Regions from separate parts of the Mus musculus genome. Here regions 1, 2, 3 and 4 are each linked to region 5. The links are chromatin loops, found by intact Hi-C in ENCODE. Cell type or tissue: left cerebral cortex. All regions are shown on one strand.

The links. A loop is a pair of places that touch in the nucleus more often than their neighbours do. Peaks named below come from ENCODE experiments on the same cell type or tissue, not always from the same donor. Only the 100,000 strongest peaks of a DNase experiment are listed, where the experiment ranks them.
Region 1: it touches region 5 in a loop (2.1-fold over the local background); 2 of 42 quality-filtered maps call a loop at or near these places.
Region 2: a loop joins it to region 5, with 2.4 times the contacts of the local background. A loop is called at or near these places in 2 of 42 quality-filtered maps.
Region 3: a loop joins it to region 5, with 3 times the contacts of the local background. A loop is called at or near these places in 2 of 42 quality-filtered maps.
Region 4: it touches region 5 in a loop (3-fold over the local background); 5 of 42 quality-filtered maps call a loop at or near these places.

Annotation. Positions count from the first base shown.
Region 1 is chr17:10,838,966-10,843,965 of GRCm38, forward strand. It overlaps Pacrg (PARK2 co-regulated), which reads right to left and starts at 1,226. Exons shown (of 5, transcript NM_027032.2): 1 at 796-1,226. The coding sequence starts at 903. Prkn (parkin RBR E3 ubiquitin protein ligase) reads left to right here and starts at 1,394. Exons shown (of 12, transcript NM_016694.4): 1 at 1,394-1,524. The coding sequence starts at 1,518. In left cerebral cortex, CTCF peaks have their summits at 1,319 and 2,108; DNase peaks (open chromatin) are centred at 855, 1,321 and 2,100; H3K4me3 peaks cover 2,104 bases; H3K27ac peaks cover 1,494 bases.
Region 2 is chr17:11,354,001-11,359,000 of GRCm38, forward strand. The region is part of intron 4 of Prkn (parkin RBR E3 ubiquitin protein ligase); the gene reads left to right. Among named protein-coding and RNA genes, the nearest start is that of Gm41526, 220 kb to the left of the region's middle. In left cerebral cortex, a CTCF peak has its summit at 3,015; DNase peaks (open chromatin) are centred at 563 and 3,000.
Region 3 is chr17:11,154,262-11,159,261 of GRCm38, forward strand. The region is part of intron 2 of Prkn (parkin RBR E3 ubiquitin protein ligase); the gene reads left to right. Among named protein-coding and RNA genes, the nearest start is that of Gm41526, 23 kb to the left of the region's middle. In left cerebral cortex, no CTCF peak of the experiment used is centred here; DNase peaks (open chromatin) are centred at 2,086, 2,516, 3,433 and 4,061; H3K27ac peaks cover 3,023 bases.
Region 4 is chr17:11,972,598-11,977,597 of GRCm38, forward strand. The region is part of intron 9 of Prkn (parkin RBR E3 ubiquitin protein ligase); the gene reads left to right. Gm46604 (a long non-coding RNA gene) reads right to left here. Exons shown (of 6, transcript XR_001782243.2): 2 at 3,811-3,923; 3 at 1-288. Among named protein-coding and RNA genes, the nearest start is that of Gm52293, 56 kb to the right of the region's middle. In left cerebral cortex, CTCF peaks have their summits at 249 and 2,546 (motif pointing left); DNase peaks (open chromatin) are centred at 129, 644 and 2,532; H3K27ac peaks cover 674 bases.
Region 5 is chr17:11,609,248-11,614,247 of GRCm38, forward strand. The region is part of intron 6 of Prkn (parkin RBR E3 ubiquitin protein ligase); the gene reads left to right. Among named protein-coding and RNA genes, the nearest start is that of Gm41525, 53 kb to the right of the region's middle. In left cerebral cortex, a CTCF peak has its summit at 2,404; DNase peaks (open chromatin) are centred at 2,416 and 3,649; H3K27ac peaks cover 2,050 bases.

The sequences.
Region 1 (5,000 bases), 770 kb before region 5:
ACACTCCTAAACAGGTGCCCACTCAGTAGACAAACATGGTTTAGCATACCAAATCATATGGTATTTAATAAACAAGAAGATTGAAAAGCAGTATTAGGCATATAGCTAAACCGTTTGTGTGCCTTTGAATATTTTCCCCTATTCGTGTTAAGAATATTTTATTTGTATTATCACAACTCATAAAAATGAAATAGGGCTTGTATTATTAGAGACACTTGAAATAGAGCTTATATTGTTTAAAATGTATTTAAAAGGCCTATCAGGAACCAGTCTTCACATAAGTAATTTTTGAATACTTTAACAGGTTAATACCTTTTTTTTTGTCAGAATGTTGCTGAGTAAATGCTAAGGCATTCTAAAATGTCCCAGATGAGATAAATTAGTATATATTACTGATGAGTTTATGTGTCTCATACTGGTTCGTGTTAAATTTTGAAAGCCTATGACTTCTAAGAGCATTCACTCCAGAAGGTCTTGTACTGAGTGGACTAAGTTTACAATAAAGATAAGGATTTTTTTCCCCCTTACCAGTGAAACAGCTTAAGTGTAATTTGGGGTAGTGGAGAAAGCACACTTGCTCAAGAAGGTGCTTATACGCTAACTCAGTACATCGCCTGCCCCAAAGGTTCTTTAACCACCTAGCCTACATCTCTGCACACTGTCGGGCAGAGTCTGCTACTGACCGAGTCATTGCCAGTTCTGGTAAACAGTACCAGGACCCAGGGCTTGTCATCCTCTACAACCACATGTCCCCTGATTCGGAGCAAGTGCGTTCAATCGAGGAAGATCACTTACGACTGAGTTTTTCATCATGGCTTTGACTGTGAAGCCCTCAGAAACCAGGGAACGAGGCTGGTGCACCTGGAACGTCTGTTGTGGCAGCAGTTTAGTCCTCTTCGGCATCTTGTCTGGGCATTTGTTTAAGGTCAGGGTCTCTTTTTCTACCACATTCTTCCTAGAAAACGTCTTGTTCTTATCAGAGGTGTGGAAGAAAAACCAGTGGCTTTTACAGAAGTGAGCAGGGGGTCGGGAAAACACTCTAAAAGGCTCTAGTGGTAGAAATTCAACCCCTCGTGCTGCCCAGGGAGATCCAGATGTTTGGCAGCACCAAGGTGGAGGGAGTTTAGGGGAGGAGAGGGGCGGGAAGAGGGCTGGGATCCGAGGCTAGAGTCTCTAAGAGCTTCCAAAGGTGTAAGCCTCCCGGTTGCTAAGCGATTAGTCAACATTAGGAGACGCTAGTCCCGCCCCTCCGTGACGAGCGTTTCCGGAAAAGGTTACCAGCGAAGACAGTTGCAGCTGCCGGAGGCGAATCTTACGGGTTAAAACTACGCCTCCCAGCAGGCTTCGCGCTAGGGGCGGGTGGTTGCGCGTGCGCACTGCGCCCGCCTGGCTCGCGAGGGGAAGGGGGAGGAGGCCTGGATGACTAAACCTGACAGAAACGCTGGTGGGAGGCTCGGGCGGGCGCCAGTGCCCGCGTAGGTCCTTCTCGACCCGCAGCCACCACCCGCCCGGTGACCATGATAGGTACGTGGGTGCCTGCCAGGTACAATCTCTCCGCGCCGCCCCGCGTCCGTGTGTGGCACCACGTCACACCCCACGGGTCCGAGTGGGATCCTCGGGGGCCGACCCGAGCCACCTGTCAGTGTCACGGCGGAGGCGTGCGTGCCGCGCTCCGTCCGCTCTGTGGGCTTCCTCGGCCCGCCCCCCCCCCCCCCCCCGCCCATAGCCTGGTCCGGTGTGTGCTAGAGCATTAGGTATGAGTTTCCAACCTGCCTTAGCCAAGGTTAGCTCGCTGAAGACTGTATCCCCACGGACACCCGCGTGCTCCACTGCGACCCCCGACGGCGGGGCTCGCCCTGCCGCTCCACGGGGTGACCAGCCCAGGTCTGTTTCGGTCAAGCTGTCCTTCACTTCAGGGCGAGTTCACACACCCTAGGACTTAAAGAAAATCTCAGGAAAGCATCTGCCTCGTGGAGATCGCACCTCAGTTCTGTCTTTTTAAATGTGTCCTCGGAGATCTGAGACGAAAGACTAGCCGAGTAGATAACTGCAAAGATGGCTTTTTCCCCCACTACAGTTTGTGACTGGGTGCAGTTTGACCAGTGCAGCTTTGGAAGTGGCCACTAGGGTTGTTCTAAGCAGTGTGAAGTAGGCAGATTGGAAAGGACCTCCCTGACAGAGATGTTATATGTGAAGCCACGTTTTGGGTTCTCCTCCGGGATAAGTAGAAATAAATGCATAATTTAGCGCACATTCCCGTTTGGAGGTTTCGTTACTGTAGACTCGCCGCCCCCATCCAAGTGATGTTCTGAAGATGTAGTGAACTTGTTTGTGATATATGCCTGACAGGTATCGCACTAAGCACATCTGAAGTCGGTCTATTTGAGATGTGTCTAGAAGATGGATGAGAGGTGCATTTATGAAGTAAATGCGTTACACGGTGAAAGTAGCCGAGTCTGTTTTAACTCATAAAAGTAATGTTACAAGTGTGCAGCCCTCCTCTCTTCCTCTTGAGAGTCATGCTAGGCAGCTAAGATGCTCCTGGAAGCAGAGGTGCACGCTCATGGTGTCTAGCTGCTTCTTCCCTCCATAGGGCAGTGTGTATTTTGGATGAATGAATTGGAAACTTGTTAAATTAAGAAAAAAAGTATACATTTTTATGAATGGCACTAAGCTTTTAAGTGACATTTACTTAAGAGTCGTTTGTAAACCCAAATCTGAACTGATTAGTGCGAACCAAGTGGGACAGATTAGGAAAAAAAATACAGATTTTACAAGAGAGAAATACCTCATATTTTGAAAACAATTACACACGTTTAGTTTCTTTCAACTTAAACTAGTTCATGGATGATTTTGATAAGCAAATGTCCCCTAAGGCTATATAAATATAGGAAATTAAGACCTAAAACTTAAAACTATTTTTAAAGTCTCATAAATTATTATATTAATAACTTTAGGATGGAACACAATTTAGCCAGCTTTATTTAGATTTACCTGGAGCCCTCTTAATAAGAACTGTGCCATTTGAATGTTACAATTAAATTAATTAGTAATAAAAACCAGGGAAATAGAAGACAGATTTAAAACTCTTCTTTCTTTGGCTACTCTTTTTACAGGGTGAATAAGTGTGCGTTTTAACACAAATGATTGTATCCTTGTCCCCTGCCCCATGAAAAGGAACTTCCATTCAAAAACAAAAACCCTACACAAACAATGTTACATTGTTTTGTTTAACTAGTTGTATTGCCTAATATTATTGGTGGCCGCATTTTCATGAAGTTCTGAATTGCCAGGTTGGAGGCTTGGGTGTGGTGACAGCACCTAAAGCAGGTGAGAGGGAACCCAATCCGGAGGAAGCTTTGGGAGGAATAGTTCTGCATTTTTATGACTAATCCTTGAACAGGAAACAAGGGCCGACAGGAACTGCACAGAGATCTGCTACAGAGCAAAGGACACACAAATAGCTCCAGGGACTGAGCAGTGTCTTCCTCTGCATAGCACTACTGAGAGCTGAGGCCTTCTGTACTTGAGCTCTCTCCCCCTGCAGTACTCTCCTAGTGAAGGAAATACTGCACTCTGTCAGTGAAGTCCTTGCTCTGAGAAGAATCCTCTGGATTGGCTTCCTGGCCAAATAAGAGGAAAGGAGACTAATACTTTATTGCCCATAAAATAATTTTCCTTTTGTTGTTTCAAAGTAGAGGGTTTCCTTCTTGTCATGGAGATGGCTTCAAAAGTACTTACATCTCCCATTTGGATTATGATTGACATGCTAAATGCCTTGACCTAGAGAGAGTTAAACCATAATTTTATTGAAGTTAATGAAAAGTCTGCCTTTGTGAGGCATGGAGAAGGGATTCATAATAAGAAAATTTAACTGAGAAAAACATAATTTTGAGCACCTATTTTAAAACTTTTTTTAAATTTAAAAAAAATGAGCACTTCTTTGTGTTTAAAATTGATTTTTAGTAGTGACAATTGAGAATTGTTCTAAATGTACTATACATTTAGGCATTTGATAATATCAGCTATTAAAGCACACGAGTACCCATACAATTGAAAAAGAAAGTTCTTAAATTAAAACCCCATGTTACAGAAGATATTTAAAATAGAACTGTAGCTCAGTGAAGTATTCTAAGGTGCAGAAGACCTTGGGCTCCATTCAAAAGTATTGTTTTTTTTTAATTGATTAAAATATTATTTCCTATATCTTGTTTAAAATCACTTCGAGAATTTAACTGTTTGCATATTTAAAAAATCACATTAATTCCTGCCTATTCTTCAATTTTATCAGATTTATTGGTTAGGAAAGTACCCTGCCTTTTAAATACATTTTCAGTAGTCATAGCATAGGCGTGCTGGTGACTTGGAGTCCTGGCCTCTCTCTCAGTGTTAGCATACATTTATTATCACTTGCCAGAAAGTGTCTTCTTTCTAAATTGTCTTCTCTATTGATAAAGGGTAGAGTATTTTAATTTGAAAGGAGTTTTAGGATGAGTCATTCATTTTATACTGATTGAGTTTTACAAAAGCAAATCCCAGGGCTGAGCATACATTATGTGTCTGGTGCTATCAAGAGGTGCCAAGGATACAAGGATGGAATAAGCAGAAAAAAATGCTTGGTCATTGTAACTATTTCATCAATACTGACTCTTGGCCCAAAGTCGAGCTTTGTTTTAAACTGGTGTGCAGGGAATTTTAAGTCTTGGACTGTGTAGGTGTAGTTGAATGTACTCTGTACTGCTACTTGTGCTTCAATGACTTTAGGTGAAAGCAACTCTACGTCTTGATACTGTCTGCTCTGAGGTGCCCTTGTGTCACAAAATGGGTTCTCCAAAACATTTGTATAGAAGAATTTATATAATTTTATTCAGGTCTCTTTTGGGTCCAAAGCCTCTGAAAAAACTTTATGCCTTTACAAATGTTAGTCCTATTTCTAAAGGTTTTTCTGAAGTCTGCATTTTTTAAAATCCAAAGCTCCATGGCTTGAAAATGATACATTG
Region 2 (5,000 bases), 260 kb before region 5:
TGTGTATGTGTATGAAGACTACACAAAGTATGCTAATATTCTGTTTTATATAATAGTTTAAATAGTATTTCCTGAAGTTTTTATTTGTATTTTAGTAAAATATTCAGTGTAAATTAATTATAACCCTGATTTGGGCAATGTTTATCATGTCTTTATATTAGAAAGTGAATTATCACATTGTGTGGCTAAAAATTTGCTTCCAAGTTAATCAAATCACTTGATACCATTTCAAGATATATCTAGATTTGTAGCATTTTTCCACATTCTCTTTTTCCTTAAGAGCTGGCAAGACTTGGATCAGCCTGTGTTCATTGCTCATGGTCCATGGTAACATATTTTGGGGCACATGTTTGCAAAGAGAAAACTCTATTGTAATTCTGAAAATAATTTCAGACATAGTACAACCCCACCCTGTAAGACATCATCACTTCAGCTCTCGGGGGCTGCTCTGCTGTCTCATTAAAGGTTTTATGGTGAAGACAGAGAGAAGGGACCACTTGGCAACAAATCCTTCGAAGCTGCTACCAGAGCTGTTTCCACGGGAATGGGGTGGTGGTGTGTGCGTGTGGAATTGAGAAGCTGCTGACGTGTAGAAAGAGACTGGCATATGTTTAAATCATATGCTTCTAAAGTTTGGCTGAGCATGAAATTTCGTTTTATAGGAAGATGCCCTTGGGAGTGGAGCAAGGGAATACCAGCGCACCTGTTATCTGATGGCAGCCAAGCTTTGAGACAAACTTTCAGCCAACCAGGTAGCCCCGTAGCGCAGTTACAGTTCCCAGGGATTCAGCTCCTACAGTAATGGCGTGTCTGCTTCCTGTGCAGTAGGGAAGAGACCACACACATTTCAGGTCATCTGCTGACTTCTGCAGCTCTTATGCTTGCTGACCTAGTGGGCAACCTCTTGTTCCTTCTCCTTTATGGCAGCTTTTCGGCTTCATGCCCTCTCCCGGCTCCATACCGATTCTCATGAGGGACCATCTCTAGCCTTGTCTGTTTCTCCCTCCCTTTTATTGGAAACTGGATGATGTTCTATGGCTCACTGTTCAGGGTGGCATTTGAGTATTGTTATGATATCTGACCACCATGAATGGAGATTAGCAATCACTCCACTCGTCATACACCACGAGAGAGAGAGAGAGAGAGAGAGAGAGAGAGAGAGAGAGAGAGAGAGAGAGAGAGAGAAATGGGATCCAGACAGGTTCCTTAAAATAGAGGACTATTTCCCAGCTTCCGGTGTTCCGAAAGCCCATGAGAGGCTGGATCACATAAGCTGCCTTCCTTCCCTGTAGTAAACCAGCGCACAACCTGCCTTGCAAACAGCCGGCAGGCAAAGGTGGCATCGTTAGCTTTCTTTGCAGCATTTGAATGATTGAGGTGCTGATCAACCCTCATAAAGGCAGGACCTTATAAAATCATGCTGATTTCCTTTCCTCCCCAGAGTGGGATCCATTGCCAGAAGCCACGTCTGGTCTGCAGGTTTCTGGAATGTGTCTCCTTCAGAATCACAGCTTTGATGCTCTTTTTTTTTTTACCTGAAAGGAATCCTGCTAGGGGCCGCTGCAAGCTTCCTGTGTGGGGAGCAGAAGACTCTGCCCCCTGAAAAGCTTACACATTCACTCTTGGGCAGCAAACACATCAGGAGCAAAAACAGCAGACGGAAACCCCCCCTGAACCCACGGATTTTAAATGCACATTAAAAACATGTCTCTAGCTGCATATGTATCAGAAGATGGCCTAGTCGGCCATCAGTGGAAAGAGAGGCCCATTGGTCTTGCAAACTTTATATGCCTCAGTACAGGGGAACACCAAGGTAAAGAAGTGGGAGTGGGTGGGTAGGGGAGTGGAGGGAGGGTATGGGGGACTTTTGGGATAGCATTGGAAGTGTAAATGAAGAAAATACCTAATTAAAATTTAAAAAATTGAAAAAAAATTGACAGTATCTTCAGGTACAGTATCTTCAGACAGATGTTCATGTCTGCGGCAGACTTGCTCAAGCTCCAGTTACTGCTGCAATGGGTCTTCATCACTATCATCATTGTTTTAGGATGAACCTATCTGCTTCCACCCTGCTGGAAACAGTTCCTTTCCTAGAAGCACACTGTGGGCACGGGGACCTGCCTGGGTTGGCAACGTTACCTGGAAGGAAGTTCTCACCCAATGAAGGAACCTAGATATCAATCAAATAGTATTTTCTAGAAAAGCCTAATTACCCATCTATAGGGTATGTGTATTGGAGCTAAATGTCCCATTGTTCCAGTTCCCAGTGTCATTCCACTCCCCAGGCTCCTCCTTCCCTCCTGCTGCCTTGACCCCCTGCACATTAGTGCTTGTTGGCACTCCTGGGCCCTACTTGGACTAAAAGACCCTGTCAGGTTTTGTTCTGACCAGGATTTGACAGGAAGCCTTCCTCACTCTTTGTCCTTTAGGCTGGTACTCATTGTTGATGACATGAGACTGTACCTCAGACCCCCTAAATTCTTAAACCACTGGTTGGTACCTCTCATAATTATGTTACTACCCAGAACTCTGTGCCATTTAGAGGGAATGGCAGAGGCATTCCCTCACACTGCCATGCCCCTTCCTAGCTCTGTCCAGTCTAGACTTTTTTCTACATTTGGATATGTTGTAGTATTTCTAATATAATGCTTTGCCAATCGTGTCTGAGCTCTGGGGCGGGCTGAGGATCTTCCCTGGGGGTTAAGTAAGGCAGAACATGTATATCATTAGTTTACAAGGAAAAGCCATGGTTGCATCAGTGTCACAAGGCACTATGGCTTAATCCTGGTAGAACTTTGTCTCGCTTTTAACAGTCTATAGTGTCCAACTTAAAGCTGATGTGTTCTCTTGCTGTGTCAGCCCCAGGCTCCTTCATCCCTTGTCAGCAACATGCCTAGGTTGTTGTTCTCATAATGAGTGCCGAGTAGTGATTCAGCTTCAGCCCCATGTTCCAGAAAAGGAAGACAAGCTGCTTGCTCCTTTTAGTGGGTCTGACTCCATATTTAACATTGTTTCCACTTACAGACTGTAGGTGGCCTAGTCAGACTGTGTGATGGTTTGTATGGATGGGTGACTTGTAAGGATACCTACCTGAGAGACAAATCTCTTGGCATGTCCATATTAGGTTATAGGCATGATGGGAAGATTCACCTTAGCTGTCCAACTGATTAGCTGAATAGAAAGCTGAGAAGAAGCTGAGCATCAGCCTCGGTTGCTGCCTCCTTTCTGAGTGTGAATGCATGATAACCAACACCTCTGTATCCCGCTGTTTCTCCTTCCACTTCATTCTGGGTGGTATCCCTTGGAATTGCAAGCCGAGATGACCCCTTGCCTCCTTTGGTCAGGTATTTTCTTTGTAATTTAAAAAATTCTTCAGGTTTATATGTTCATGTTATATATGTGAATATTTTACCTATGTATATGTACCACCTGCATGCCTGATGTATACAGAGGTCAGAAGAGGGCATAGGATGCCCCATAAGTGGCGTTATGGTTGTGAGCATCATGTGAGAGCTGGGGACCAATGTTGGGTCTTCTGCAAGAACAGCAGGTGCTCTTCACCACTGAGCCATCCTCCAGCTTCCCTTTATTAGGAGTCATGACACGAGTTACCAATAGTGACGACCACCATTAGCTGCGAGGCAGAAGAAAGCCGTGCTCTCTATGGAGTCCTTTATGTATCCAGCTAAAACTGCCATTGCTGTGTCAGGAAAGTAAAAGCATTGGGGTCAAATGCTTTTTGCGATGGCATGTATTATGTTCACAGACAGCTCTTGCTAATGAAAGCATTGCCATGGTTCTTAGAATGCCAAGTTCACCCCCTTCTGCTTTTGATCCTCTGAATCAGTACATTCAGTACCTACCAGCCACTCACCACATTCATTCTATGCTCATCTGAGTCTTGCTTGACACAAGCAAGGGAAGCAGGGAAACAGAGACTCTGAGAAAAATAGTTTGTGTTGATCCCTAGGATGGCCACTTATGAAGCATCTTCTCCCTGGTGAGTCTAGAGAGGTGATGCTTATGTCTCTCTTCTGCTCAACTGGAAGGAAACAACGAGATTCAAATCTGCTCTGTGGTCAAGACATGGAACCCTGGCCAAGGAAGGCAATGCCTTCTAAAAAGAGCCAGTCCCAACCAGATGAAAATATGTTACAATGTTTCCCAACTTATAGAGTCTTTTCTTTTCAAGCCCATTGTCTTGGAAATGCAAATGTTAATGAATTCACAAATCATCAGTCTTCAGTATAAGAGTCACCAGGGACCAGCTCATTAGATGTCTTTGTTTGAAAAGCAAATGCTGGTTATTTAAAGTAGATCATGAACTTCGCTCAACACAGGGAAACTGCTCATCGCATTCCTTACTTGCACATGAATTGTTTCCAGAGAGATCATTATCCAATGGGTATTTTGTTGGATGACTAACAAGATCAAATTAAGAGGTGAGATTGGCAAAACTGTGGCATTCAATGTATCTGCATGTGACATGATAGTATATGGTCATCTAGGCTGGTATATACCAATCTATCTGGCGTCCCTGTCAACCCCAAATATGTTACCTTAAGATTTTCTTTTATAGCATTAATTATGATCACTTTGTTTCATCATCAGTACATTCTTTCTTTGTCCAACTACATCACAACCATTCTTATTGCAAGTTTTGTAGATGATGTAATCAGACAATGAACTCTAATTATCTTGCTATCATAAGAATATGGAAGATGATCATACATGGACATTGGTTATCACTAAGTCCTTAAATGTATGACTTTAAACTCAGGGTTAAAAATGCCCTTCCTTCTACTTCAGTTAATAATTACAACTTGACATGGAAAATAGATTCCTGGTTTTAGGAAGAAAAAATAAGTCCATAAGAAGCCATTCAGGGAGTTGCAGAGACAAAGTTTGGAGCTAAGACGAAAGGATGGACCATCCAGAGACTACCCCACCTGGGGGTCCGTCCCATAATCAGCCACCAAATGCAGACACTATTGCATATG
Region 3 (5,000 bases), 450 kb before region 5:
ACAGTAAAGCTACACCCTTAGGTGTCTGCCACTATGGCCCTTCAGAGCAAATTTGTAAGCATGGATTTTTGGGTTTGACTAGAGAAGAACAGAAGCCAAAAAACGAGGACTCTAATATAAGATATCAAAAAAAAAAAAAAAAAAAACAACAACAACAACAAAATGAAATTTCTCAAACAGAGTAAAAAGTAATAAAGTTAGAATCAGGGACTGACAAGCAAAGAGAATTATAAAAATGATAAAGTTTGTAGTTGTCACATCAAAATAAAAAGAAAATGTAAATGTCCCCTAAAACTCATATAAGTAAAACAGTTCCAAATAAACAGTATTAGGAAAAAAGTGAATTTAGAATAATTAAGAGCTTTAAAAGACATGAATAGGGTATAACTAATTTAATTCAGTAAATATATATACTTATTAACATAGATGTATGTAACATCAAAATGAATCGATACATTTTGATTACTTCATTTAAGATATTATCTAATTATAAATACTTCCATAATGAATGTAAGACATAAAACCCAACTCTTACTATAAAGGGAATAAGAGATAATTTAATTCTGAGCCATACTTAAGCGGCTATGACCCTGGGACACCAGTTTGGATTTCCGTGAATGGCATATTCTACCATGGGAGTAACTTAAGTGAGATACCATTGATTTAAAGTTTTTACTGCCATTGTATGTCTATGAATGTTTTGCCTGCTGCGCGCCATGTACTTGCAGTGCCTGTGGAGACTGGAAGCAAATTTTGGATCCCTGAGAACTGGATTTGCAGAGGTTATGAGCTCCCATAGAGTGCTAGGAACTGAACCTGGCTCCTCTAAAGAGTATCCAGTAGCTCTTAACCTCTGAGCCATGAGCCTATGAGTCTATTAGTCATAGATCTAAAAAAAAGTATCAAATCAAAGTATTTACTAAATACATTGATGAGAAGCATCCAGTAAGAAAAGTTCCCATGAAGTATGAATCTCTACTTTAGGTTGTTAGTTTAACTTAATACAACCTAAAAAAATTTACCTGAATATACCAAACTCTCAAATAGATGATGTGATAAATGCCTGTTAAGGTTTCCAAGGGTAGGCCAAGATAATTTTCTGTTCTGCAGCATCCCAGCTCTACCTACTCACTAAGTTCTGTTAATCAGTTAGTGTGTAACATCTTCAGAGAACGGTGGCTTTTGCAGGGCACTCCACTTCATAGCTGTAGCACAGCCATCAAATGAGCTGCTAAGCTGTTTGGGAACACACAATTCCTACCAAATCATTTCTCCAAGAAGGATATTTTTTTACTCAGCATTGAAAAATAGATGTCTATTCCAACTAATAGTTTGATTACCTAAACTCCTAAATTTAATAGGATTAATAAAGAAAGGAAAATCATAGATGAATATTACTCAAGACTGTCAATAGAAAAAGCAACTGTGTCTGCAGGTTTGTTCTCCACACACTTCTTTGAGTGGACACAGGAGAATTGGTGATCTTTCACTGTATTTACAGAAGAAAAAATGAGTACTATGATCTCAGAAGGTACCAAGAGGGGTAATATAACTTCTCGTTCACTTACAGCTGAGGACTTACTAACCATAAGGAAGTAGCATGATCTAATATTCAAAAAGGGTCATTTTTAAAACAGAAAATTGTAGGATAATGCTCAAAGTCTGTCTCAGATTGGGACAGAATACAGTTGGGCCAATATAACTGATACTGAAGTGTGGTAAAAGCTAAACAAAAAGCTGCAAGAATTCGAAGAGAGAAATGATATGACGTCATTCAGTCTAAAGTGACTAAGCAGGCAAAGTGTCAGAAAAAGAAGCTACACAAGTTTGCAGGATAATCTGTCAAATCTCCAAGTAGGAGGACAGATGCATTTCTATATGCTAACAACATTGAAATCCCGTGCATCAAAAATATATTGAACTTTGTGATAAGCCAGCTAAGAGCTGTATGAAGAGTTGTGAACAGCCTGACAAAAAAACACTGGCAGAGGTTAAATAAATCCTCTGTGGATGGAAAGCTCTACCCCCATTATGTGCAATCAGTGCCTTTGTTAGTGTGGTGAGATGCATTAGGGAGTCACAATCTGCAATCAAGTCAGTGTCATCAGCATCTCTATTGGGAAGGATGCACACTGACTGCTTCTATCAGTCTGTATCCTCCCACTCGCAGACACACTGCGGCTTCTGGATTTCTTTGCTTCAAATCCTGAAAGTTCTGACCTTCACCCTGGAAGCTCCCATGGGTAGCCAACATCAGCTATGATTTTTTAAATGATCAATATAGTTGCTATGAAGATAAGGCAATGATTCATTTATTTTCGCAGTACTAACCGGACAGACAGACAGATTTGATAAGTGTGGAGGAAGGTTGTTGTATTCTGAGGTGCTGATCATGGCCCCAAGCTCTCCAGGTATGTGGAATTCCCAGGATCCTACAGAGCTGTTAAGAAAGCCATGAATGGGTCTTACGAGAACCTCCAGCTACAGTTTGGTTCTTGGAAAGATTTGTCTTTCTGTGCCCGTTTTAGGTTTCTGTTAGAGACTTTTAGCAGGATGTTCTGTGCAAGGTGCTTATGATTCACAATGATGAATGAAGCTTGTCCAAACCCTTCCTGGCTCTCTCTGTTGTGTTTAAGCAACTGCTCAAAGCAAAGCAAACTGATCTGTGTGTGACCTTAGAGTACCCAGGTTCCGGCAAGCCCCATCTGGTCACTACCAAGCAGCAGGAAGGAGCAATGCTGCAGAGAGGGGCAGTAAGCCACAGTGTAATAGGACATGGCCTCAGATACCCCAAATGCTTAGAACTAGTGTTGTAGGAATGATGATGGTCAGGGACATGTAAAACATTCCTGAACACTTGGTGGGGCTGGGCATCCCAATGCCCAATGTAATGAAATGTTCTTTCCTCCCCTCATCTGGGAGAGAGATCAGTGATGAATTTGCAGATTGGTCTATCCCATTTGCCCCAGTATGGAACACCCAGCACCCCCTTGGCAGAATTTCTGCTAGTAACTAATGAGATGTCATATGCTTTTCTCTCATTCATTTAATATAATAGATTCAGAGCCACATCTGCTGAAAAATAAATTTACATTAGGAATTAAAATAATGCCTCCAAATCACCAGTGTGATAGTTCGCTGAGTGGATATTGACGCATAAAAGGCAGGTAAAATGAGGAACCTCTGATCTCAGACTCTCTGCAGACATTGCAGACTGCACATCAAAGACCATATATTTCTATGCAAATGGGACATGTATCTAGCATTGGGAGCATTTCCAGAAAGTACTGTGCAATATGCTCTTCAGAAAAAAAGAAAAAAGAAAAACCCTAAGTCTTGCTTGGTATTACATGAAGCACAGCTACGCACACAGTTTGCAGAGTGGGTGCACATGACACGCCAACACGAACTTTCCTTCTCCACTGTTCCTCGTTTGTGAGGCGACAGCAGATGGCTGAACTGGCACAGGACTGAGTTCGGCACCATTCTGAGTCAGAACTGCTGTGAAGGTGCCAGAGTCTGAGTGGCCAGAAGACCAGATCCCTAATAGCCTCCTGAGACGGCTTTCCTCTCTCTCCCTCAGATGCTTGCAGAGGAGCCTTCCAGAGTGCTCCCTGCCTGTGCTGTGTAATGAGCAGTTTCAGCTCTGTCTGAAGCAGAAGCAGAGGCCTTATGTAACATTGCAACTTCTCAAGAAACCAACACGTCAGCTGTCTACATTTCCACATGTCCCTCAGTACTCTAAAACTCTCATCTTCCTCACACGCATGCAGCCCCCATTGCCTTTTCCAAACACCAATGCACAGAAAGCACTCCTGTCAGATGCTTAGGAAGTTGATGGAGAAGATCACATGTTTGATTGCATACGTGCATGTTGGGGAATGCCTAGCTGCAGGGTTCAGTGCACTTCATCTGTTCTTTCTCTAGTGTCACCTGCTATCTACCATCCATCTTCCTGTTCTTTGCCACAGTATCTGGAAGCCAAGATAACAGCGAGCCCTTCTTGTTCCTATGAGGAGATAATAGAGGGGCAGTCTCTGTAAATCCAAGTAAGCAAGCAGATGTGACAGCTCTGGGCACCTCCTACACACCATGACTTCCTTAATGTCACAGAACAGAGGTAAAACCGTCTGGAGAATGCATGTAAGGATCTCACAGAGCCAATCTTAGCATGAACTGATTGCCAGGACCATATTTAAAACAAAAAGCAACAACCAATACCATGGTGCTTTTTGGGGCTATTTTTGGCTATTTTATTATATTCTTTTACCTCTACTTCCCTTCCAACCTTTAATCCACCATGAGCCCTTCCAGCCCCACCCCCCCAATACTAGGTTGGAGAGAAAGAACATTAGAGGGGAAAGGGGCTTCTTTCAGCTAAAATACAGACTACTTCCTGTTGATTGGTGGTGTCATGTTTCTTGGGGCCAGTCCAATCTTCATCATCAGGGTATCTCCAACTTCTAGTTCCGGACAAACTGTAACAACAACACCTGGGAGCAGCAGTGGGAGCAGCAGCCACCTCCTTCCTCAGAGCTTCTCCAGCCCCTCTTGGGGTGCTGGCATTTATTCCCTTTCCAGAGTCCCCAGAATTAAACTATCTGCGGCTGGCAAAAACCACACCCCTCCTAGAGCATGAGACATAGTCAACTGCTGTGGACAAACTGAAGCAGGCCTGTATCCTGCACCTGGGCACCTGGTAGTAAAAAAAGGAAAGCATATTTCTATAACATAAGTGGGTTTTTAAAGAAATCTAAGTTCTCACTACAACCAACAGTGTCTTCCAGGCAAACAATCTGATGGTGTTCACACATCCATTCATCGTGTAATGTTTTAGGAGGAAACGACAGATGAGGTGCATTGGGGTGCTTTGTGAACCACTGGCTTGGTATGACACAGACCATATGAAGGAGGAACTGCTACATGTAGGGGATTAAACCTGCAATCCCAGCTTTCAGGAGCCTAAGGCATGAGTGGGGCAATGCAAGACCAGTCCAGCA
Region 4 (5,000 bases), 360 kb after region 5:
TAGGGCTGAGGGACTGCCAGGCCAGGAAGAGCTAGCTCTCACTGCGGTGCTGAAGTTCTGGAAGCAAACACTGTGTGGGAGGCCTGGAGAAAGAGTGAATTGTTGTTCGCACCTCAGCTTTGATTTGGAGACACCTGCGAGAGAAAATGCCTCTCTCTCGGTACTTGCTGGTTATTTTATTTCCAGAAAACACGCTTGTTATTTTAGCCGAGGTAATTGCCTGAGCTCCGGGGATGATTTGTCATAAATGAACAGTGACATCTATAGGTAGATCAGAGTAATACGTATCTGTAGGAAAAAAAAAAAAAGCAACTGTTCTCAGTTGTTATATGACCGCCCAAAATAATGTCAAATGCTTCTGTTTGAGAGAGGAAAGAGGTAACACTAGAGTTGAAAAAAAAAAAAAAAACTAAAACGACACAGAGACAGACAGGTAGATAGAGGCAGAGGACATTTCTGGACAAAGGTAAGTCGGAAATCCCTGGGGTTTCTGACAAACCGGCTTGTCTGTTGCAGGTTCTTCTGTGCTGGTGCCAAGTAAGAATTTTGGCTTCAGTCACCAATTTTTCTTCTCTCCTTTGGTTAAACAGATCGATCAGCAGAGGCTGCTCCAAAGGCACTGTTCATTTAAACCATTTACATAGCAACATTTCCAAAGTTAATCCCCCACCCTGCTTCGGCAGCCTTGAGATTTAAGCATTTCCATGGATCTGTCCGATGTCTTCTCAGGACAGCTACCAGCCCCCCGGCTGTTCAGTGAGAATAAGCCGGTCTAGACGCAGTAGCTATACAGGTGGCTACATACTCGTCTTGTTACCCTCTGCCAGGTGCCCATGAAGTTGGCTGGATCCCATGAGAGGTGGCTGCAGTCCCCAGGGTTTCTGAGACCCCTGATAGGTCACACTGCTGTGGGTCAGGGGCAAACCCAGCAGCTAGATTGAGGGCAGAAAAGCCAAGTTTCTCTCTGTCCTTGGCTAAGCTTCACCCAGGGCCCTGTGCCCGGGGAATTTATTGCACATTGTTAATTTACAAAAGCCTGCGCCGTTGGCTTAGGGATAATTCTGCTAGGCTCCACCCAAGAGCTACCTAGCAACAGCTTGCATAGCTGCCTGCCAGGTGCAAGCCAACCTGGTGTGTAAGGAGGACTGCTCACCTACTCCAACTCCCTCTTCCCTCCCTCTCTTTCTCTCTCTCTGCCCCCCCCTTCATGTGTGTGTGCCCTTCTCTATCTCCACCTTCTATTCTCCTAATTCCCCACATGTCCCTGGCCAGCCTTGTCTCCTCTTCCTCTCTCTGTCCTTCCTTCCTCTCTCTTCTCTCTCTGTCCTTCTCTACCCCCTTCGTTGCTCTGCCTTTCCCTCTTTCCAGGTGCCCCTCCATTCCCCCCAATAAACCTCCTTTTGTACAAGGCCTGTTGCCTGGTGGTGATCCCTCGGGGGAACACCTTAGCTGCCCCTCTGAGGTGCTCCCTCCTGCCCTATTATACTGCCAGTTTACAAAACACAACACACACTTTCCATCCAATGAGTCTGGCTGTTAAAACCCAGAGGTGGTTGAAACATTTGATTGACAGATAAAGTCTCCAATACCTGGGAATCACAAAGGCCAATGACTTCAACTTTCTTATGCCTAAGGAACCCCCCCCCACCCCCCCCACCCCCCCCAGCTCCTGGGAACAACACAGCTTCATTTTCTCTTCCTCCTCTTATGAACAAATCCCATCCTCAGCATTACATGAGAAGGTCAGTTCATATTCTTTGAGTCACAGATTGAATCGGGGACACGTGGTCATGAAGCCATCAGATGGTTTTCATAGGCAAACAAGTAAGACCTGGTTGCCATCAAAACTGTGCACCAGCAAACACAATCTGTTCAAGGCTCAGGAGAGGAGGCAGAGTTGCTGGCCCCACTGGTTCCCTGGCTCATAGCTCTCTCTCTCTCTCTCTCTCTCCTCTCTCTCCCTCCCTCTCCCTCTCCCTCTCCCCTCTCATTTCTCATTGCTTCTTCTACAGACATGGCTTCCAATGCCATACATCCCATCCATCTCCCCCCCCCTATATATCCAACACATGCTGTGCGTGTAGACAGGCAAGACCTTCAAAGGATGAGCCCCGGCAGGAGGGGTTGGAGCCTGTCAGCATGACAGCACACCTCCATCAGAATATACATAGCATTGAAAACCTCACTCATAGACACAGCCAGATCATGGATGCTTCTGCTCTCTCAGAGGGATAATGAGAGTACCCAAGGAGACCACCTTCCTTCTTGCTCCAGTCCATTAGACTCAGGAAGCCTTTGTCATCATTATGAGCTAATGTAAAAAGCTCATCTTTGTGAGAGAGCAGGCAGCGGTGGACCGGGTGGAGAGGAGACAGAAAAAGAGCAGTTCTTTGCTGTGTTTGTATGTGTCAGGCTGCCTAGGTTCTCCAGCATCCCTTACCTCATCTGCTCAGCCAATCCATCCTTACTGGGTACTATCTGTGCACCGGGTACCAGTTCTAGAACACATTTGAAATGCTTTGGGGATCAAAAGAGCCAGACACTGCTGCCCTCTGGTGTTCACAGTGGAGGAACGGCCACAGGACAGTAAGTAAGCCAGGTGGGTAATGATGGACTGCGGTCGGCAGACCATGCTGTGAAGGGTGAGAAGTGACTGTCTCAGACTTTGTTGGGCCACCGGTCAGCTGAAGTCACTCAGTCCCACTGTTCTTGTGTGGAAGTGATTGCAGAGTGGCCATGACCCAAGGAAACATGAAGGAGTTCTTCTGGTCCCCTAAGTACCGCCATGTGACCTCGGTGGAGGAGAACACTGAGAGGGAAAAGGAAGGGTTCCCAGCAGGAAATCTGTGAGCATGTGCAAGAGCAGCTGGAGCACAGCTGGACACAGCTGGTCAAGGCCAGGACTTGCCAGTGTGCCTGCAGAGCTCCAGGACCTCCCTAGCTAAGGGTTGGTAGGGTCAAGCCCTGGCCATGGCTGAGTGCACAGAACACAGATGACAAGGGACAGGGGCACAGAGGCTGGCGAAGGTTCTCACTGAGTGCTCTGGAGCTGCAGGAGAGAGCGCCAGCACAGAGGAGACACTCGGAAAGCCCTATTCTGACTGCTCTGGGGTGAAGGTGTTTGTGCCCCTTCTTGTCCCATAGTTAGACCACCAAGGCCGCCTAAGGAAGGCCTTCTAACCTTAGGTCAGAAGAAACAGATTTCCCACTAATTTCCCACGTGTGCACACTACACTGCCGACTAAAGACCTCCCCACGCTGCCCTCTGTATCCTGCTCTGCAGAAATCGGCCTCACCTGGGGAGGGGTAATTTGTCTTTTATGCCTGTTGAGTCTTGAGCTTCATCAAGTGAAAAATGGTTTTTTTCCATTAAAAATACACAGAGAAGGGGAAACCAAGAAGACATTTAAAAAAAAAAAAATATATATATATATATATATATATATATATATATATATATATATCAAGCTCATCGGCACACTGTAAAGTGGCCATGAAATACCGAAAACGCCGCTGAACAGAAGGCTCGCATTACCTGCCTTTTTCTGCTTCTTAAAAGAAAAAAGTCTCAGCCAAAAGTCTGGAAGTTGGTATACATTTTTCCATAGCTAGTCTCCTCAATGAGGTTTCAGCATTCAGAACTCTGGTCCGGGGAAGAGAAGGGAGAACACTGTCGTAGTAACTCTCAGGGGAAGCGGATGGCTGTCAGGGACCATCCAGACAGCCCCCAGGCTTCTGCTATCTAAGCAGAGCCTGGAAGGCCAGGACCACCCATAGAGTTCCACCACCTGACAGTGACGGAACACTCACCAGCTCAGGCCTGAGAAAACAGTCTTCAGGCAGAGGATGTGGTGCTGCAAAGCCTGGGACCTTAGGAGCTGCCTCAGTCGTCCAGAACATGTTGCTTTGTGTCTCCTCTTCCACTGTGATCAGAGGAGGAATGAACCAGGATCAGTATATGCCCCTGGGAGTCCCTTGCAGCAAAGAGGGAGGATGTGCACATTAAATTATGTGACGTTCCGGATCCTCTCACACCAGGAAAGGGGATGGCAATAACTCTCTCCTCCTGGCCTCCCGTCTCAGGCCCCATCCCCTCACTAAGTCCTGTCTCCTCCACTGCTTCATCTCCTGCGTGCAGACTCTTCTAAAGACAACAGGAGCAGAGGGCCGCAGGGGGGCCACCCCATCTGCCTTCACATTGTAGATACTTCTTCCCCACCCATCTCAGGACAGGTTCCCCTTTTAAAAAGAAATTAATTCACCCAGAGCTGGGGCAGTCTCGTATATCAATTGTCTGGCACCATCCTGGTATCCATGAATGACCACACAGCTTCTCTCTCAGCTTGACTGACCAGGGAATAATGGAACCAGGAAGTCCCTGGCCTTTTCTGGCTGGCCAGGCTACAGGTAGCCTTGAGACCCTCCCAGTTGTTCCTTTCCCAGTCTGTTGTCATCTGAGACAACCCTAATACCACCCCCAGCTACTCGTCCTCCTGCCTGCCCTGAACCCCTCTTCTCCCTCAGGTCTTACTGCAGCACCCCACTCTGGCTTCTATCCCCCAAAACAAGGTGCCTGGGCCTTCGTGATGCCTCCACTAGCTTTAGTTGATGAACCGATTGCTTGCTAAACCCTTCTCTACCCTGTTGCACATGTATATGTCAAGCTTAAATCACTTGATGAAATGTAGACAGGAGACATGGGGGCAGAAGATCAGCAGTCGAATAGAATTTTTAAGTGATGGGACCTTCCATACTATGCCTCAGAGGCTCCTGTCCAAAAATTAAATAATTCCCATAAATAAATCAGAAAGGTACTTCTGACCTCATATACAGGCTCTCTGCCCACTGGTGTTGTATAAGGACTGGGAAAGGTTCTTGTAGCTCCCAAAGAAGTCACAACTTGGGGCTAGAGAGATGGCTTGGTGGGTTAAGAGAGCTGACTGCACTTCCAGAGGACCTGGGTTCAATTTCTAGCACCCACCGGGCAGCTCACAGCCACG
Region 5 (5,000 bases):
AATGGCCATGTGGGCTGGCTAATTGAAGTTAAGAGCAGCCCAGACAAAACATGGCAAATTTTATAATGGACTTATTGGCTGAGAAATAGACATGCTAGCATAGAGGTTAGATATCTGTCCAGCTCTTGTGCTAATTAAAGCTCATTGTAAACATAAAGGTCATGTGTGCCTTTTATCCAGGAACTAAATGGTCAGATGGAGTTTTAGAAGCCCCAATTGAGATGAAATATTTTCTACAATCTGTCACCGTGGAAGAGTGCTTTCCCATGATTCACTTTCTGACTGCAGTGAACCTTCCACAGAGTCCCTCCCCTGCCTATTCCAGCATCCTCCACAGGCTGGCCACATGTTCAACGCCTCATGTGCACTGACTGTCCTTACTCTTTCTTGCCATTCCTTGCTCTGGTGGTCCAGCCCCCAGCCTCCCTCAAAGTCTCCCTTTCATTCCATCTCTTCCCATTGAACCCTTGCTGCCCTCGGAGCCAGGTTCCCCAGATCCCCTCTGAGAGGCACCATAGCTCGTGTCGACAATGGTTTCCTGATAACGGGGCTCCTTCTCCCATCTCTTTCTCTTGTGGCTTTGTTCTCTCTGTTTCTCCGCTGACTTGCAGCACTGTCCCACCCCAGGCCCGGTACAGCTCCAGTGTATCACTTCAAGCTCTGGAGATGTTGCACTTAGGGCATGCTGCCTGGTCACTCTGGTTGCCGCCCCTGCACTCCTCCATTGTCACAGCTCACTCTTACCATGTCCGTGAAGAGAGTACCCACTGTGCCATTCGCTCTAGGACTGCAGTTCTACAGCAGTGTAACAGCCATGTCACTGTCCTGCAGCAGATTAGCAAGGCCACTGGTCCCCGCTCTGCAGGGCTCTGATGGCACCAGGGTGAAGAAGAAAGATGACTAGAGATATTTCTGAGTTGTGGGCTGCCATCTAGACTGGGTCTAGAGAACATTTCACATAAGGACAGCCCAGGACAGCCTTGCTAGGGAGGAATAATGAGAATGGATTCTATAGTGCCAGGGGCTGGAAGGACAAGGTCAAATGTAGGTGTTCTGGGGTGGTCACCCAAGTCTTTCTGGACCATGAGGGGCACAGATCCAGTCCCAAGGCCTCCCGTGAGCAGGCACCTTTGTGGCTTTTTTTTTTTTTTTTTTTTTTTTTAGGGCTAAAGCTGAGGTTTTAGAATTTGATCATGTGTTAAGAGTTTATGGGATCATTTCAGAGAAATTTCTTTCTTTCATGTCTAAAGGTTTCAGACTTTAAAGTATATATTGTATATTGAACAGATTCCTCCCTGTGCTTCCTGCCATTTCTCACCCCTCCACACTGCTGTTTATCCTTTTGTCTCCATAAAGGGTTGTACCTGACTACCAGTGCAGGTACCCACGGAAGCCAGAGGTGTGACATGCCCCAGGAGCTGCAGCTCTAGGTAACTGTGAGGCTGGGAGCAGAAATCAGGTCCTCTGCAAGAACAGAAAGTTCTCTTAATCCCTGAGCCATCTCTCCAGCCCTGAACAAATTTCTTAATATCCTGGTATGTTAGGTTGACTTTGTTCACTCGGTTGGACTAAGAAACACCACTCAGGGAATCAATGAAGCATACCTTGGGTGTGTCTGTGATAGCAAAGTGAAGTGAAAAGCCTTTCTATGGGCAAAGCCCATGAGTGAATAAAAAGAGTGAAAGGAAAGAGGAAGAAGCCTGTAGCACATCCTACTTTCTCTGTTTCCCATTCCAGAGATGAGGCATCTCAGCCACCAACATCAAGCTACCCTGTCCGCCATGCCTTCCTTTCTCCCAACCCCAATCAAATGTACCCTCCATCTTGTAACCACACAATCAATTCACGAAGACAGTAAGAAAATAGAGTCTCTCCCTCTAATGTGTTAAGGAAGTTTGTAATTCTGTACCAGGCTACATTCATAGGTATCCTGGGGTTCATGTGCCCCCACAGACTATAGGTCGAACTCACAGGCTGAAAGCTGTATGAGCAGTTATTCCTATACTTCCTTTAATCAAAATTGCTGCAGCTAGTGGCTCTGGGATCCTCACACCTATCCCCCAGACAGACAGATTGACATTCGCCTTTGTTTGACCAAATATTTTGTAAACTATCTCCCTGCTGTTAGGTTCTTATTGCCCACAGCCCATCCTTCGAGAACAGATGCTGGGGTGTTTCCAGCCGTTTATGCTTGAATAAGGACATACGTTTTAAAAGACAAATAGGGGAATTCAAGGAGTCCTAGGACCTATGAGTGAGGTCCGTGGGACTGAAGACTTTCTTACAGCAGCTCAAAGTTCATTTTACATTATCAGTTCTCCGTTGCTACCTGAACTTGGCCTCACTGCAAGAAAAGCGAATTTTAATGCACCGACACGCGGCACATGTGGGCAGTGGCCCCACCTAGGGGCAGAACGGTGTATTTTCTTTCTGTCTTCTCTTCCTGTTTATTCATTTTCTGAGTTGAAGAATGGAAAAGCTCACAGACTTGCAGACCAGGGAATTTTCCATCAGCCTATCCAGAAAGCTGGAGGATGTTTGAAGGAGACATCACTTGGAACAAAAGACTGGCCACAGCACATTTTTTTTCCCCTTAGGATGTCACCAACAAATTGGCTGCCCTGTGCCACACCCACCCCCTACCCCCATGCCCCGATTTGTCTAGAAGCACGGCTGAGGGGGAGCAGGAATGAGTTAATAGTGTGAGCCATTGACTGTCACAGGGGTGCGGGCGAGAACTGCATTGGAGGAAGGCGAGCCAGATCCACAGTTGAATGGGCTCACCCGATTCACAGATGTGGCATCAGTAACTCTGGGGTTCACATAGCTTCACTCTCTATGGAAGCTTGGGAGCAGAAAAGCCTGAGAAGCTAGGAACCGAACAGCTCTCCCAGACATAGGGATGTGACGGGGGAGGGAGTGGCCAGAGGAGCTTACAAGTGGATGGGAAGTCTTCCTTCCCACATTTTTTTCCTCCCAGGTATCTTAGCTGATCATAATGTTTATTTCAGAGGGAAGAAAGCCCTCACTCAGAGACTTGAAACCACATATCCTTCACAACTCAGAGAAAACGCTGAAGGTTGAAAGTACCTGTTTATCAAAGGGAACCTATGTTACCTCCGTTCTTGTTCGTGCAAGCTCACTGTGTTCTCATTCACACTTCACTGAGCATGAGATGACAAAACTGTACACTGATTGCATGTACGAGGCCAGACTCAATCCAGGCCACTCGGCTGACAGTTTCAACCCAATCATATATGGAAACTCCCTTGCATCAGGGCTGAAAACAGGTTAGGGAACTCACATCACTGGCATCAGGAGCCTGTGTGTGCTACAGGTGAATATGAGATTCCTGGAACATGGTGGGGAGTTAGAGAGAGGGGGTGAGGGAGTCATGGGAGGAAGAGGTGGAGAGACAGGAAGAGGAGGGCAGGAGAGAGCCCTTGGTGCTCCCGACAGAATTTGAAGAGTGATGATCTAAATCCATCCTGAAGCCGATTGTAGGAGCGCTGTCTAGAGCCTGTTGTCTCAGTGGCTAAAGCCAGCAAGAATGGCAAATGCTAGCAAGCATCTCTCCCTCCCCAGCGCCCGCCCTCACCCCTGTGTGTGTGTGTGTGTGTGTGTGTGTGTGTGTGTGCGTGCGTGTGTGTGTGTGTGTGTGCGCACGCACGCTGTGTGCCATGTATGGAGTGTTTAAGACAACTGGAAATGCCTCTGTGGGCAGCTTAAACCTACAGGCATTGCAAGCCGCCCACCTTCTCTGTGAGTTATAATGAAAACTCCCACAGCTAGTCTGCGTGTGCACAGAATCCAGACTCGGAGGTCACCAGGCTCAGGAAGAATTCAATGAAAAAGGCTTCGGCGTCTGCAGCTTGAAAGCTCACTCTCCCATCTTGGTGACTCCACCGGGTACAGACCAAGGCAAATGTGAAACTTCCACCGGCCCTGCCCAACCCTCCCCAGCACTGGAAACCAGCCCCACTTCCCATTTCCCATCTCCCGCGGTAGCTCCACTGAGGGCCGCAGCGCTGGGAGGGGAAGCACTTCAGTGCAGGGCCTTACATCACTGTCCTATTAGTCTAAGCAGAAGAGAGCAGATTGTTTATTTTGGTTCAGCTCTGCTCCAGGCTGTAACATCAGATGTAACTCCCAGAGTGACAAATTCTGATCGCAGTGTCACAGAGTAAACAAGAGCCAGGGAAGCCGGGTGAGCATGCTTCCATAGGGGGTGTGGAGTGGGATGGCGTCCAGGTCCCACTTTGAATCCCTTTGTCTTAGGCAGCCCCCCAGCCTTTCCCTGGGAATCTGTACTTTTCTTCACATCCACCCACGACCGTCAACAGCTTCCACCAGGCTAATAGACCGGGTCTTTAATTTCTTTCAAAGTATTAATGAAAGGTGATTCCTGCTTTTCCCTTAGAGCATATTTAACTCCTTTCCTAGTTCATATTTCATGAGATTTGCTGGGTATTTCTCAATGCCGCAAAGCCCAGGAGACATTAATTCTAATCTCAAGTGGCAGACTTACCCCATGAGGGTATTGCTGATACCCCGAAAGTTTGGGCCAGGACATCTGTCAAGGGGAGCCACAAGAATGACATTCTAAGGCTCAGTTCTGACCATCCATCCTCACAGAGCTCTGCAGGGTGGATAGATCCTGCTGTCACAGCAGATACTAAAGCCAGCAAGGCAACAGTCAGCTTGAGCAGTGGCTCTTTCCTGCCAATTGTAACCATCACTCACCCCAAGCCCGGGAGTGTGTGTAACAGTAGACCCCCACATTATCTGAAGGCTGCGTACCTATTTGATATCAGGGTATCCAGTCCTCATCTCACACAGGAGGCTCCTCCCACCTCAATGCAAGGAGCACAGTACCCACTGTGAAGCAGGACAAAACTGAAGCCAGCTTGCTTGACAAGACAGCATCCCTATCTGCTTCCAAGTGGGTCCAATACCTGTAAGGTGACACCAGGTGACCCCTAACTCTGGGTGTTTGTGGG